2 separate regions of the Homo sapiens genome follow, and region 2 is linked to region 1. A link is a contact called in ENCODE Hi-C or POLR2A ChIA-PET data. All regions are on one chromosome and are shown on one strand. The core of a region is the stretch at or near the end of the contact, and the rest is flanking DNA. Distances in the headings are between cores, read along the strand shown. Region 1 has its middle 14 kb from the start of CLK4. Region 2 has its middle 54 kb from the start of ZNF354A.

Evidence for each region. A loop is a pair of places that touch in the nucleus more often than their neighbours do. ChIA-PET counts read pairs that join two places held with the same protein, here RNA polymerase II (POLR2A). Pooled maps may share reads with other maps.
Region 2: a pooled map shows a loop between it and region 1 (2.5-fold over the local background). The contact joins two enhancer-like sites. A Hi-C loop is called at or near these places in 1 of 168 maps with a recorded cell type or tissue (PC-9) and 2 of 50 pooled maps. POLR2A ChIA-PET finds 5 or more read pairs at or near these places in 2 of 52 experiments (MCF 10A and PC-9).

Annotation. Positions count from the first base shown.
Region 1 is chr5:178,637,929-178,644,599 of GRCh38, forward strand. No RefSeq gene overlaps it. Among named protein-coding and RNA genes, the nearest start is that of CLK4, 14 kb to the left of the region's middle. RefSeq lists an enhancer at 5,427-6,626. Within about 2 kb of position 4,708, at least 5 of the 41 ENCODE cell types and tissues checked have a DNase peak (open chromatin) inside an H3K27ac peak, as active enhancers do.
Region 2 is chr5:178,780,916-178,787,434 of GRCh38, forward strand. It overlaps the pseudogene AACSP1. Among named protein-coding and RNA genes, the nearest start is that of ZNF354A, 54 kb to the left of the region's middle. Within about 2 kb of position 5,261, at least 2 of the 41 ENCODE cell types and tissues checked have a DNase peak (open chromatin) inside an H3K27ac peak, as active enhancers do.

The DNA.
Region 1 (6,671 bases), core at 3,458-5,957:
TCAATAGTTTCTCTTGAATAAATGATTTTCAGCTTGTTGTATGCCTTTGCTTAATTTCCAGAGTTCCAAAGTAATTGTTTTTAGTAATTTGCTATTTATTTTTTAGTTGCTGCTTTTGGGAGAGAATGTGTAAAGGTCCTCTCTCTGTTCTTCTAGAAGCTCCCCATGGGTATAATTCAAAATTTTCTGTTTTAATTTAATCTAATATATCAAAAATATCATTTAAACATGTAATTTATATCAATATTGTTATTATTATTTTGTAGAGATGGGGTTTAACCATGTTGCCCAGGCTGGTCTTGAACTCCTGGGCTCAGGTGATCCATCTGCCTCTACCTCCCAAAGTGCTGGGATTACAGGCCTGAGCCACTGTGCCTGGCCTATATCAGTATTATTAATGAAGTATTTTGTTTTCTTTTTTTTTTTTTCGTACCAAGGTTTTATAATCTGATATATATTTTACACTTACAGCTCATCTCAATTTGAACCAGTTACATTTTCAGTGCCTAATAGCCACATTGGCTAGTGGCTACAAGATTGGACACACAGTTTTAACTGTTGCTAGAGTAAAGAAATGCTGCTGGTTTTTAGATATTAATCCTATGTGTTGTCACCTTGCTAAATTCTCTCGTCATGTCTAATTTCCTGTCTTTAAATTATTTGGGGCTTTCTAGGTAAAAGATTGTATCATCTGCAAATAATAATGGGCTTGTTTCACCTCTTGGTCTTTACACCTCTTATTTATTTTTCTTCTGTTACTGTGCTACCTAAGGCGACCAGTACAGCTACAAATGGAAGCAGTCATCGTGGGCAACATTGTCTTGTCAGAGCTTACAAGAAATATTGTTAACATTTTGCTGTTAAGAATGCTGTCCGTAACAGGTGTTGATAGCAACTTTTCATTAGATTGAGATGGTTCCTTTCCATTTCAAATTCATACACTCACATTCTTGGTGAGCATTTTATTTGCTTTTTATTCTTCTTTTGAGATGATTGCATGATTTTTATAGTAATATAAAATTACATTTAGAGTTTAACTTTAAGCTACTTTGTGGAAAAACCTTTTATATACTATACTTTTCTGGGTCATTGTTGCAATTTTTTAAAGGCTTTTTGTGTCTATGTCCATGAATGAGATTGGCCCCCACTCTTTATTCTCCTGTAATTCATTATCCATCCAGAAGTTGGAAAAGTCTTAGAAATACTGAACTCATTACTTCTCTACAGAAAGCTATCAAAATTTTCTAAGTTTATTTAAAACAAATTTAAAACCATTATTCCGGCCAACAAGGCCTTACAAAATCTGGTATATCTTATGCTATTCTCCATTTACCTTCAGCCTTTTTCAGTGCTACTCAATGTTTTTCTGGATAGCCTATCTAGTTCATTAAGACAAGAAAGATAAATAAATGAATTGCAGAAAAAAAACTGTTATTATTTGTGGATGTTATCATTGCATGTGTAGAAAATGGAAAATACATCTGTAATCCCAGCACTTTGGGAGGCCGAGGTGGGTGGATCACCTGAGGTCAGGAGTTCAAGACCAGCCTGTTCAACATGGTAAAACCCCGTCTCTAATAAAAATACAAAAATTAGCTGGGCCTGTTGGCGCGTGCCTGTAATTCCAGCTACTTGGGAGGCGGAGACAGGAGAATTGCTTGAACCCAGGAGGCGGACGTTGCAGTGAGCTGAGATCTCACCACTGCACTCCAGCTTGGGCGACAGAGCGAGGCTCCATCTCAAAAAAAAAAAAAAGAAAAAAGAAAATGCAAAATAAGGCCCAGCATGATGGCTTACTCCTATAATCCCAGCACTTTGGGAGGCCGAGGCGGGCAGATAGCTTAAGCTCAGGAATTTGAGATAAGCCTGAACAACATGGTGAAACAACATCTCTACAAAAAATACAAAAAAATTAGCTGGGCGTGGTGGCGCAGGCCTGTAGTCCCAGCTACTCGGGAGGCTGAGGTTTGAGAATCGCTTGAGCCTGGGAGGCAGAGGTTGCAGTGAGCCAAGATTGTGCCACTGCACTCTAGTCTGAGCAACAGAGCCAGACCCTGTCTCAATAAAAAAAAAAAAAAAAAGAAAGAAAAGAGAGAGAAAGAAAGAGAAAATGCACAACATAACCTGTAAATCATTAGCAAAGTTGATGGATATAAAATCAGTGTAAAAAAATCAAATATGTTTCTGTCAACAATATATCTTAGCAAAGTTTTATCATTTCTACCATTTTACCTTATGGTAAGAATGATAAAACTTTACTAAGAGATCTTCAGGAATACCTACATAAAGATACCAAATTCACTGGGTAAAAGACTCAATATTAAAAATACTGCCCCCTATTCTTTCCAAATTGATCCATTAGATCAATTATAAGCAAAATCCCAATGGGGCTTTTTGTAGAAACTGAGAAGCTGATTCTAAAAAAAAGTGATAAAACTACAAAGAGCCACGACTCGCCAAGTGACTTGAAGAAGAACAAGGCGAGAGCACATGCTCTAACAGAGATTGTAGTGAACCTATAGTGACTAAGACAGCATGATGTCGGCACAAGGATAGATAAGTAAACCAACAGAACAGAACAGAGAGCCCAGGAACAGATCTCCATACGCCGGGTGCCTCCGGAAAAGATTCCGAGACTCTGATATTTGTGGCACGAAGTTTCATAAGGAGTATTCTCAGGAAGAGCACCTTGAGGTGAGCACATGTGTTGCTTCAGCTGGTCCTCTCAGGAAATCTGGGTCTGAAGTCACCCTTCACAGTTATCCCAGTTGAGTTAGGAGGTCCCGATCTTTATATTCCAACGTTGACCAGTCATTAGAGGTAGGCTGACCCCAGGGAAGGCATGTAGCTTTGAGAAAGAAGCTTCCTTAGGTTGAGGGCAGTTTCTAGACAATGACTCATCTGTAAGCTGGCAACCAGAGCAGTGAGTGCACTGGTCCTGAAGTGGGATATGGGCGGCACAGCACCGTGTCCACTGCAGGCCACCCTTCCACTGCAGTAAGCCCTTGCCATCTGGAGCTACTCTTCCAGGTTTCTGGCTGGTCTCTTTTCCTGATGGGTTAATGGGATGAGGTTTGGCCCCTTCTGCTGCAGCTTGTTTCCAGGCCACAGCTGGTACCCACTGTCTCCCTCCACTTTCCAGCTTAGATTCTCTGCACCTGTGGCTAGCTCCTTTGCTGGTCTTGGCGGCTCATCTGGGAAGGTAACCCAGGCCCTCAACCCTGTGTGTTCTAAGCCTCTAGTCACCTCGTCCTTCTCAGGCCACGGCTTACTTTCTTGTCCATTTACTGTTAAGACTGGGAAAGAGGCTGGGCATGGAGGCTCATGGCTGTAATCCCAGCACTTTTGGAGGCCAAGGCAGGCAGATCACGAGCTCAGGAGTTCAAGACCAGCCTGGCCAACATGGTGAAACCCCATCTCTACTAAAGATACAAAAAAATTAGCCGGGCATGGTGGCACACACCTGTAATCCCAGCCACTCGGGAGGCTGAGGCAGAAGAATCACTTGAATTTAGGAAGCGGAGGTTGCAGTGAGTTGAGATCACCCCACTGCACTCCAGCCTGGGCGACAGGGCGAGACTCTGTCTCAAAAAAAAAAAAAAACAAAGGCTGGGAAAGAGGGTACCGAGATCACCCGAATGGGTTGCTCAGTGTCTCACTTATCCTTCGCATCCCCATGGTGTAACAGCAGTCCGGCCTCCTCCTGATCATCAGGGTTAGTCACCTCTGGCGGGATCTTGACTCTTTTTCTTGCCTTCTAATCTCTCGGCACAAGACGCTCAAATGAATGGGCAACAGGTCAGCTGTAGCTTGAAGTTTAATGGGACATTTTCTGTGTCTTTCTGCATCGTCCCTCTGAGACCTGAGACCTCTCAACCCACAGAGTGTAGAATTGTGGGGAAACAAAGCACAGACTCTCCTCGTGGTGTTTTTGCCACATCACAGATATCTCTAATACTGTAGGGTCTTCCAGATTTTATAGCCCAAGGGACAGGGCTGTGTACACCAAAGCTGAGACCTGCTCCGTAGTCATTTCCCGCTCTGGGTCTCAATCCCGAGTAGCTTCTCCTATGGTCATGGCTGGCCTCAGAGGACGGCCCCCACTGAGCTTCTCGGTTATGCTGGTGACCTTCTCATCGGCACTTTCCTTATCTCCTTGAAGGATGGAGCCTCTTCGAGGCCCTCTCACAAGGCAGAGTCAGCTGATGAGTAGAGCACACCCTCTAGCATATCTCCTTCTGGGTCTTATGTTCCCCTCATCTGCCATTTTCCACAGCATTTGCAGCATTTGCACTTCCTGCAGGGTGACAGGCACTTTCCCCAGGCTTCATCTGTAGCAGCACGTTAGCTTTGTCTCCCAGGGGCCTTGCCTCGGTGTTAGATCCTGTGTCACAGCAGAGGGCTCCCGTATCAATAAACTCGCCCTCCCAGGCTTCTGTTGCACAGCTCTCAATGAGCACCTTTGGGATCCAGCCCATGTTTCCTCTTTCAGCTCCTGCCAGTGCTGTGAAGCAAGTTCACTGTGCTCTAGTTACCACACTGTCTGAATCTGGTAAGACAGAACACCCACATATAAATTACATGAAGAGGGTTTGTTACTTACTCATAGGAAGCAAGGGACAACGGAAGCCCAGGATTCATTGGAAGCTAATCCCCAGGGCTCAGGAAAGCCCCCTGAGGTTGGATTGGAGTCTTGCTGTGGTGTGTATGCTCCACTTGGACTGCAGCCAAAGGGCCATGGAAGAAAGTGCAACCTGGGTTTTATGCCCCAGGGCAACATGACTCACTGGAATAAGGCATTGAAGGACATCCTGTTTCTGGGGTAGGGGGGACTGGAACAGAGCCCAGGCCTTTCCAGCCAGCTTCTCCTTATCTCACATTGTTGTGTTCCCAGCACATTCTATGGTTTTTCCTGAGAACTGCAAGTAAGAAAGAGGAGAGAACTGGGTTGGTCCAAGGCCATCTGCAGAACTGTCCTGCAAGTACTTGTTGGCAAGGTCCTGCAGTTCCTTTGCCTACGGTTCTTTCCTTCCCTTAAGAGGCCCAGCACTTGCCTGGCCAGATTATGTTGTAGCTTGACCCTAGTTACTGGTCTTGGGACTGGGGAAGAGGGGATTGATCCTGAGAAGGGTGCATGCTTTCCTTTAAAGCAGAAGCCTCCAGATCTTCTTTACATCTTCAAGCATGGAAGCAGCACTGACCTTTAACAGGGAAGAACGGGCCACTTCTGCAGACCCAGGAGGTTCAGAGCAATCTAATAATGCAAGATTTTTTAGTGCGTCAACACAGATATCCCTATTTCCAGTGTCAGGCTCCTATTCCTTCCCAATTAGGATCCTGACTTTGGCATAGTAAACCTACTGGAGTTGAGCATCCAACCTTCTCTGGAATTCTACTATTCTTATGTCTAAGTCCTGTGAGTACTTGCCATGTTCTCTTTCTTGGCTTAGTGATTGCTTTTGTATTTGTTTTATGAGTTTTCAACTCTATGTGCTATGGTTTGAAAGTTTTTGTCTCCTTCAAAGTTCATGTTGAAACTTAATACCCAAAGCAACAGTATGAAGAGGTGGAGCATTCAGGAGGTGATTAGGCCATGAGGGCTGTGCTCTCATGAATCGATTAGTGCCTTATTAAAGGGCTTGAGGGGATGAGTTCACCCCTTCTACCTGTTGTATCAAGTGAAGATGCAGCTTTTCTCACTTCCGAAGAAAACAGTGTCCATGCCGCCATCTTGAAAGCAGAGACCAGGTCCACACCAGGCACACCCAACCTGCCAGTACTTTGATCTTGGAATTTCCAACCTCCAGAATGGTGAGAAATAAATTTCTGTTATTTGTAAATTACCTAGTCTGTGGTATTTTCTTATAGCATCATAAATGGACTAAGACACTATAGGAAAGCTACGGCCAGACAGGCCAAATCTGGCCTGCTGACTGTTTTTGTAAGTGAAGTGTTACTGGAGTACAGCCACACCCATTCACTTACCTCTTGTCTATAGCCGCTTTCCCTCTACAGTGGCAGAATCGAATAGTTATGACAGAATGTATGGCCCGCCAAAGATGAAAGTATTTATTATCTAGCTAGTTACAGAAGAAGTTTGTTGAGCCCTGCTTTCTACCATATATTTTAATTTGCTCTTTTTGTATATGTATTATATCTCTCAATCTAAAAAAAGAAAGAAAACCTAGCAGCTATCCACTCATCCTGAGAACATATATATAATTATTATGCCTTCCTATAAATAATTGTTTGATTATTTAAAACCAATCTAAATATTTGCCAAGGGCCTTCATGGTGAAGGCTCTACACACCAGCCTGTAATTTAGGTTTGGGGATTAGTTGAGTCACACGTGGGAAACCTGGAGCCCACCAATCTCACCTCACTCTTTTATTCCCCTTCATGCTGCTGCAGGCAAATTCCTTGATTCAAGGAGGAACACCAGGTGGCTGTCTGGGGGTCATCAAAGGTGACCTGAAAAGCCCTTTTCTGCACTGGAGACATGACGTTGGAACAAGGACAACATCTCTAATATCAGGAAGGGTACCAGAGGTGACTTGCTGGGAGAAAAGGTGAGAGCAGGGAAGAGAACATGTTTACTATTTGGGGGCATAGTACGTTTGGAACAGCGACCGTGGGGGTCAGTTATAAGGCATGTAGATGAGCAGAAGGA
Region 2 (6,519 bases), core at 4,011-6,510, 140 kb after region 1:
GATTATCGCCCCACTGGAGGAATGAGCTATATGCAGCTTCTCCAAGCCCTGGTGGGGGAAGGAAGAGGGGAGGGGCAGGATGGGAGGGGAAGGACGAGGACACACGACTAGGCACGGAAGGCCCAGACAACGCAGAGGCTCGGCAGCTCTGTCTGCATCTCTCCAGCCGACCTGGGAATTTGGAGAAATACGCCTTCCTGTACTTGTTGCCGTTCTCATTGTTCCAGAAGTGTGTGGGCTGGCAAGGGATCGGCTTAGTACACACCAGCTTGCTGCTGTCTCCCCCAGACCGCCTTTCCTGGTATGGGAGAATTAAAAATAAGCCCAACACACACCACAGCCACACACTGGCTCTCTCTTCTCTCTTAAGCTATTACTTATTACGCAATATTCCAGACATACACAAAGGTACAGAGATGGTCCACGCCCACACACCTCTCACGGGAGCCTAATAATGTGTTCCTCCCATGAAGTCCCCTCCCTGTGTGCTCCCCAAAATCGCTGTCTCGGACATAGTGATTTGTTATTCCCATGTGTGTTAACATTTTTGCTCCATCCATACGCATCCCTGAATACTATGTGTCATCACTTTGCATACCTTTGAACACACACACGCTGTCCTTCTATGTGTCCCGCGTCTTCCTGTGCTCACTCAACATGACATCTGGGTGGCTCGTTCGGGCTACTACCTGTCGCTCTGGTTCATTCCTATTTACCGCTTGGTCATTTGCCATGTGTGATCACAGAACTTCTGCCCAAGGATGGACATTTCTATTGTTCCCAATTTTGTTTTCATTACAAATCATGGGGCTACAAACATTCTTGCATGGATCACAAGTCTGTCTTCCGTAAGCGGAATTCCTAGATCACAGGGCACATATGCATCTTCAGCTTCACTGACTGCTCCCGCATTGCTCTGCAGAACAGGTGCACTGAGCCCTGCTCACCCTTCCTAGCACAGCTGGGTTTCTAGCTGCCAGGCACAGCACAGCAGGAGACTATCCCTTCCATGACCGGGCTCTCAGATGCTCAGAGCCGGCCGCTGCCTGTGTATCCAGCACCAGGGTTCAGATTCAGGGCAACGATCACCCACTTGCCCGACGTTCCTGAGCACACAGCTCTCTGTCCTCCAGCTCGACCCTGACCTCTCAGGAGCTGGGGACCAGGAGCCGGTGGGTGTTAAACCAAGCTGGGGGGGAAGGACATCACGCTGCAAGTGACAGGGGCCTCCCTCCAAGGGCTGTTTTGGAGAACTATCACCAAGCAAAGTTACACATCCGAGCGCTCCCAAGCTCCCAACTCACGCCTAATCACAGGAAGAAACAGTTGGCGGAGCCATCACCTTCCTCATTCCACGCATCCACGGCCATGCCCAGGTTCCAGGCCTGAATCTCCCCTTTATACACAGGAAGAGAAATATTCTGGCCCATGAAGCAGGAGGTGATGTCGGTGCCTCCCGCAAGCAATGACAAAAGGAGAGTCGAAATTCAGAAGCCCAAGACAAATTGCTTTTAAGTCAGTAAGCAACAAAAGAGAAAGTGCAAAGACGACAAACATCTACTCTCCCAGACAAACACTGCAACATCCCAGACAGGTGGGGCTTCTTTTCAGGCAGCAGTGGGAGAGGTGATATGGAAATTAGAATGAACCCCCCTCATCTGGTGATTGACGTTTTGGCCGAGCCTTGCTGTTGGAGGATGCACTAAGTAAATGACTTCTTGTGGTCACACTGAAATTCAAGATTCAGGATCGCAGAAAATGGAAGCTTTGCCTGTGGTAACCACCCAGCAGACGCTGCCTATGCGGACTCATCACGTGGGAAGGCTTGCACGCCATGGTTTACGTGGACTTAACGGTTGGAAAAACAGAAACGTGGCCGGGCACGGTTGCTCATGCCTGTAATCCTAGCACTTTGGGAGGCCGAGATGGGTGGATTACCTGACCTCAGGAGTTCAAGACCAGCTTGGGCAACATGGTGAAACCCCATCTCTAGTAAAAATACAAAAAATTAGCCAGGCATGGTGGTGTGTGCCTGTAATCCCAGCTACGCAGGAGGCTGAGGCATGAGAATCAGTTGAACCCAGGAGGCAAAGGTTGCAGTGAGCTGAGATTGTGCCACTGCACTCCAGCTTGGGTGACAGGGAGAGATTCTGTCTCAAAAGCAAAAAAACCAGAAACGTTCCCAGCTGCAAAGACCGTGGAGTGTGATGTCTCACACAAGAGACTATGCTACATGGAAAAACACTCCTGTTTCTGGAATGAGCTGGAAATGGAGTCAGCCTCCATGGGCCATCATGCAGGGGAGCAGCGTGAACCCTCCAACTTAGGCCCGCTGCTGACAACAGCCAACAGCCATCCCCTGACCCAAAAGCCTGTGTGGGAAGGGAAACAGCAGCAGGGTGAATCTGCAGGAGGGCAAAGACCCTCACACTATACACACACATGCACACACACACATGCATAAACACACCATACATACACCACACACCACACACACACACAGGTGTACACACACATGCATACACCACACATACAGCCACACACGAGCACAGCAAGGGCAGGACACGCTGAGGAACATACAGCACACACGCACACACACACCACACATACATGCACACACAACACACACACATGCACACACCACACATGCATGCATTCACACACACACGAGCAGAGCAAGGGCAGAACACGCTGAGGACGGGGTCACTCCACTCCCACAGGGAAGAAAGCCAAGAGTGTGAGGGGGGTGGCAAGGAGCCCCCTCCCTAGCCCCGTGCCTGGTGTCTGAACTTTTTCTTTGAAACAGGGTCTCACTCTGTTGCTCAAGCAGGAGCTCAGTGGTGTGATCTTAGCTCACTGCAGCCTTGACCTCTTGGGCTCAAGTGATCCTCCCACCTCAGCCTCCCAAGCAGTTGAGACTACAGGCACACACCATGCCCAGCTAATTTTTTTTTTTTGAGACAGAGTCTCACTCTGTCTCCCAGGCTGGAGTGCAGTGGCACAATCTCGGCTCACTGCAACCTCCACCTCCCCAGTTCAAGTGATTCCTGCCTCAGCCTCCCGAGTAGCTGGGATTACAGGCATATGTCACCATGCCTGGCTAATTTTTGGGGTTTTTTTGGTAGAAATGAGGTTTCACCATGTTGACCTAGCTGGTCTCGAACTCCTGACCTCAAGTGATCTGCCCGCTTCAGCCTCCCATAGTGCTGGGATTAAGGCGTGACCACACCGCCTAGCCACGGCTAATTTTTTTTTTTTAAATTTTTTGTAGAAACAGGGTCCCACTGTTGCTCAAGCTAGTCTTGAACTCCTGGGCTCAAGCAATCCTTCCGGCTCGGCATCCCGAAGTGCTGGGATTACAGTTGTGAGCTACTGTGCCCGGCCCAGGCTACTCTTTATACTCAACTCACATACGTGAAAAAAAAATTTCATAAAGCAAATGTTTTCCCTAATCAGGCTCCGCGTGTATGAACTGGGAGTGTGGGGGTGTTCAAGATCCACATGAAATGACTCGATGGCTCCAAAAACCAGAAGGGTTGATTTTGGCTTCAACTCTAAGATGATTTTATTTCTTCCTTCAGGCAAAGAATAAAAGGTGATGTCTTCTCTGCCATTTCATGTCACTGACTGACGTGTCCCATGAAAATGAGTGAGTCACATTCATTTCTGCCACCATTAAGGTCTGAGCAGGGCTCCTGACCTCCTTCCTGCTGGTAAGAATGGCTCAGACCCCCCACCTCAGGCTGAGGAACCAACAGTGGGGAGGAAAGCTGGAGGGTTGGCCTCAGGCTTTGGGCAAACATATCCCTTAAAGAGGTGCTCTGAGAGTATGTTTTCAAATCACAAGGAGAAAAATCACAACTACAGATGTGTAAAAAGAAAATAAAAGTGAGCTAGGCCAGGCACGGTGGTTCACGCCTGTAATCCCAGCACTTTGGGAGGCCGAGGCGGGAGAATCACTTGCGCTCAGGAGTTCAAGAACACCCTAGGCAACATGGTGAAACCCCGTTTTCACAAAAAATAAAAAAACATAGCTGAGTGTGGTGGCATGCACCTGTGGTCCTAGCTACACAGGAGGCTGAAGTGGGAGGATCACTTGAGCCCAGGAGGCTGAGGCTGCAGTGAGCCATGATCGTGTCACTGTGCACTTCAGCAGGGGCAACAGAGCAAATCCCTGTCTAAAAAACAAACAAAAAACAAACAGTGACCCAAAGATTTCTATGGGCAGCAATGGAATCAACTCTAAGTCCCATTAAGGAGAAGTGAGGTATGTACCCTAAACTACAGAAAATGGGGGTGCTCTCACCCCATTTACACACACTCACAAACACACACTCAGGCACACACACTCACCTATGCACAGAACATCTCTGAAGGGAACGACGTCGGCTTCCTTGGGGAAGGGGGGCGGCAGCAATGAGGACACCTTTGTGGACTCTGAATTTTTTTCCACATTCATGAACCATTTTCCAAGGCACAACTTTATGTTAAGAAAAAAGTTATGACAAAAAAATGCACTTGGGGACAGGCACAGTGGCTCACGCCTGTAATCCCAGCACTTTGGGAGGCCAAGGTGGGTGGATCGCCTGAGGTCAGGAGTTTGAGACCAGCCTGGCCAATATGTGAAACCCTATCTCTACTAACAATACAGAAAAATTAGTTGGGCGTGGTGGCACATGCCCGTAATCCCAGCTACTTGGGAGGCTGAGGCAAGAGAACTGCTTGAACCCAGGAGGCAGAGGTTGCGGTGAGCTGAGATTGCACCCACTGCACTCCAGCCTGGGCTGGAGTGAGACTCCCTCTCAAAAAATCAAACAAACAAAAAAAATCAGTTGGAATCCACATATAATACACCCATGTATATACATATATGAGTATGCATGTAAACATCCATATATTCCCGTTTTCAACCTACAAACATGACCGCACCTTATAATGCTGCAATCTGATTATTTCACTCATGATGACCATGTTTCAACGTCCATCAGTATATTTCTATCTAAACAAATACTTTCATCCTTGCACTTCTAATGGTTGCATAAATTAAGAATGTACCCTAAATTATTCAATGAATTTCCTTCTGCTGGGCATACAGGTAGTGTCTATTTTTCCTCATATAAACAATGTTGCAATATTTGTCCTTCCATACAGTGGCTTCCATTTGCAGATTTTAGTTTTGTGAATTTGCCTACTCACTAAAATGCATGTGTAACCTCCAGAACTATACTCTGGAGCTTTTGCGGTCACTCTCAGACACTGCAGAGCAGTCAAAACCCTGAGTCACCCATGTCGGTTCCCACTGAGGTCACACAAGGAGACGTGGCCTCCCTAGCTCCCTCTCACACACAGGAGACCGGGGCAGGGTGAGGCAGGGTGCCTCGTTCCCAGGCTTTGCATCCCAGCTCTGGCACCTGACAGTGGCCTTGGGCAAGTCACTGAACGCCTCTGAACTGCATTTTCTCTTTCACAAGATAAAAAAATAGAAGCAAGATGTGTTGTTTTGGATTTTAAGACTATAATCGATGTGAGAGGTGTGTGTATAAATATATTTCCCCCGGGGCAAGGGTTCCATATGTGCTAACTCGGTGTTCACAGTGACTTTGTGGAGCATTGCTGCCTCAGATAACGAGAAGGGACTGTGCATATTGGCTGCCCCGTAGACCGTGTCCTTGGGATGAAACCAAGCACTGGGCAGGGGGTGTGCATACTTATGGGGCCGGTCTGCCTTCCAGAGGCGGGGATGGCTGGGAGGTCTGTCCCCTGCAGAGCCATACGTGAGATGAAGGCCAGGAGGACACTGCTCTTGACACACCTGTAGACACACTCGTTGCTCTAGGCCTTCAGCAGGGAGGCGGTGGACAGGATCGTGTCTGGAGCACGATCTTCTGCAATTTGATTATTTCACTCATCATCACCACGTTTCAATGTCCATCAGTATACTTCCATCTAAACAAATACTTTCATCCTTGCACTTCTAATGGCTGGATGTGTCTGGGGCATCTGGAGACTGTGGGTTTCCACTGGGGTGAAGAATCACCAAAAGATTAAAAGTAAACCCAGCTCCTGAAGCCTCACTCACAAGCAGGAAACAGGATGGATTTAACTGCCTTGATTGGCAGTACAGGGAATGAGTATTAAAGAGGCACACTCACCCGGCTTCACGGCCTTCTCTTCCAGCACCGACAGCCACTTCGCCCTGGTTACCAGGATGCTAGGATGCAGGCAGGAAAGAAAACACCTTGAAGAAAATTCTTCAAGGCTCTTGCACCAAAGCTTCCTAAAGTTGGTGATTTATTTCTGACAAGTCTGCAAAACCTGAGACAGCATTTTTCTGGGTTGAACTCACACTTCGTGTTTACTGAAGTCTGAGTCACGGCCCTGCCTTGCTCACAGGCACGCCTGACTGTTCTTTACGCTGATACCAGTATGCAGGGCCAGCTCCCTCTACCATGAGGCTTCACATAAAACAGTTGTTCACAAGAACCCATCATTTTCGCAGCTGCAGTGTGTTTTATCTTG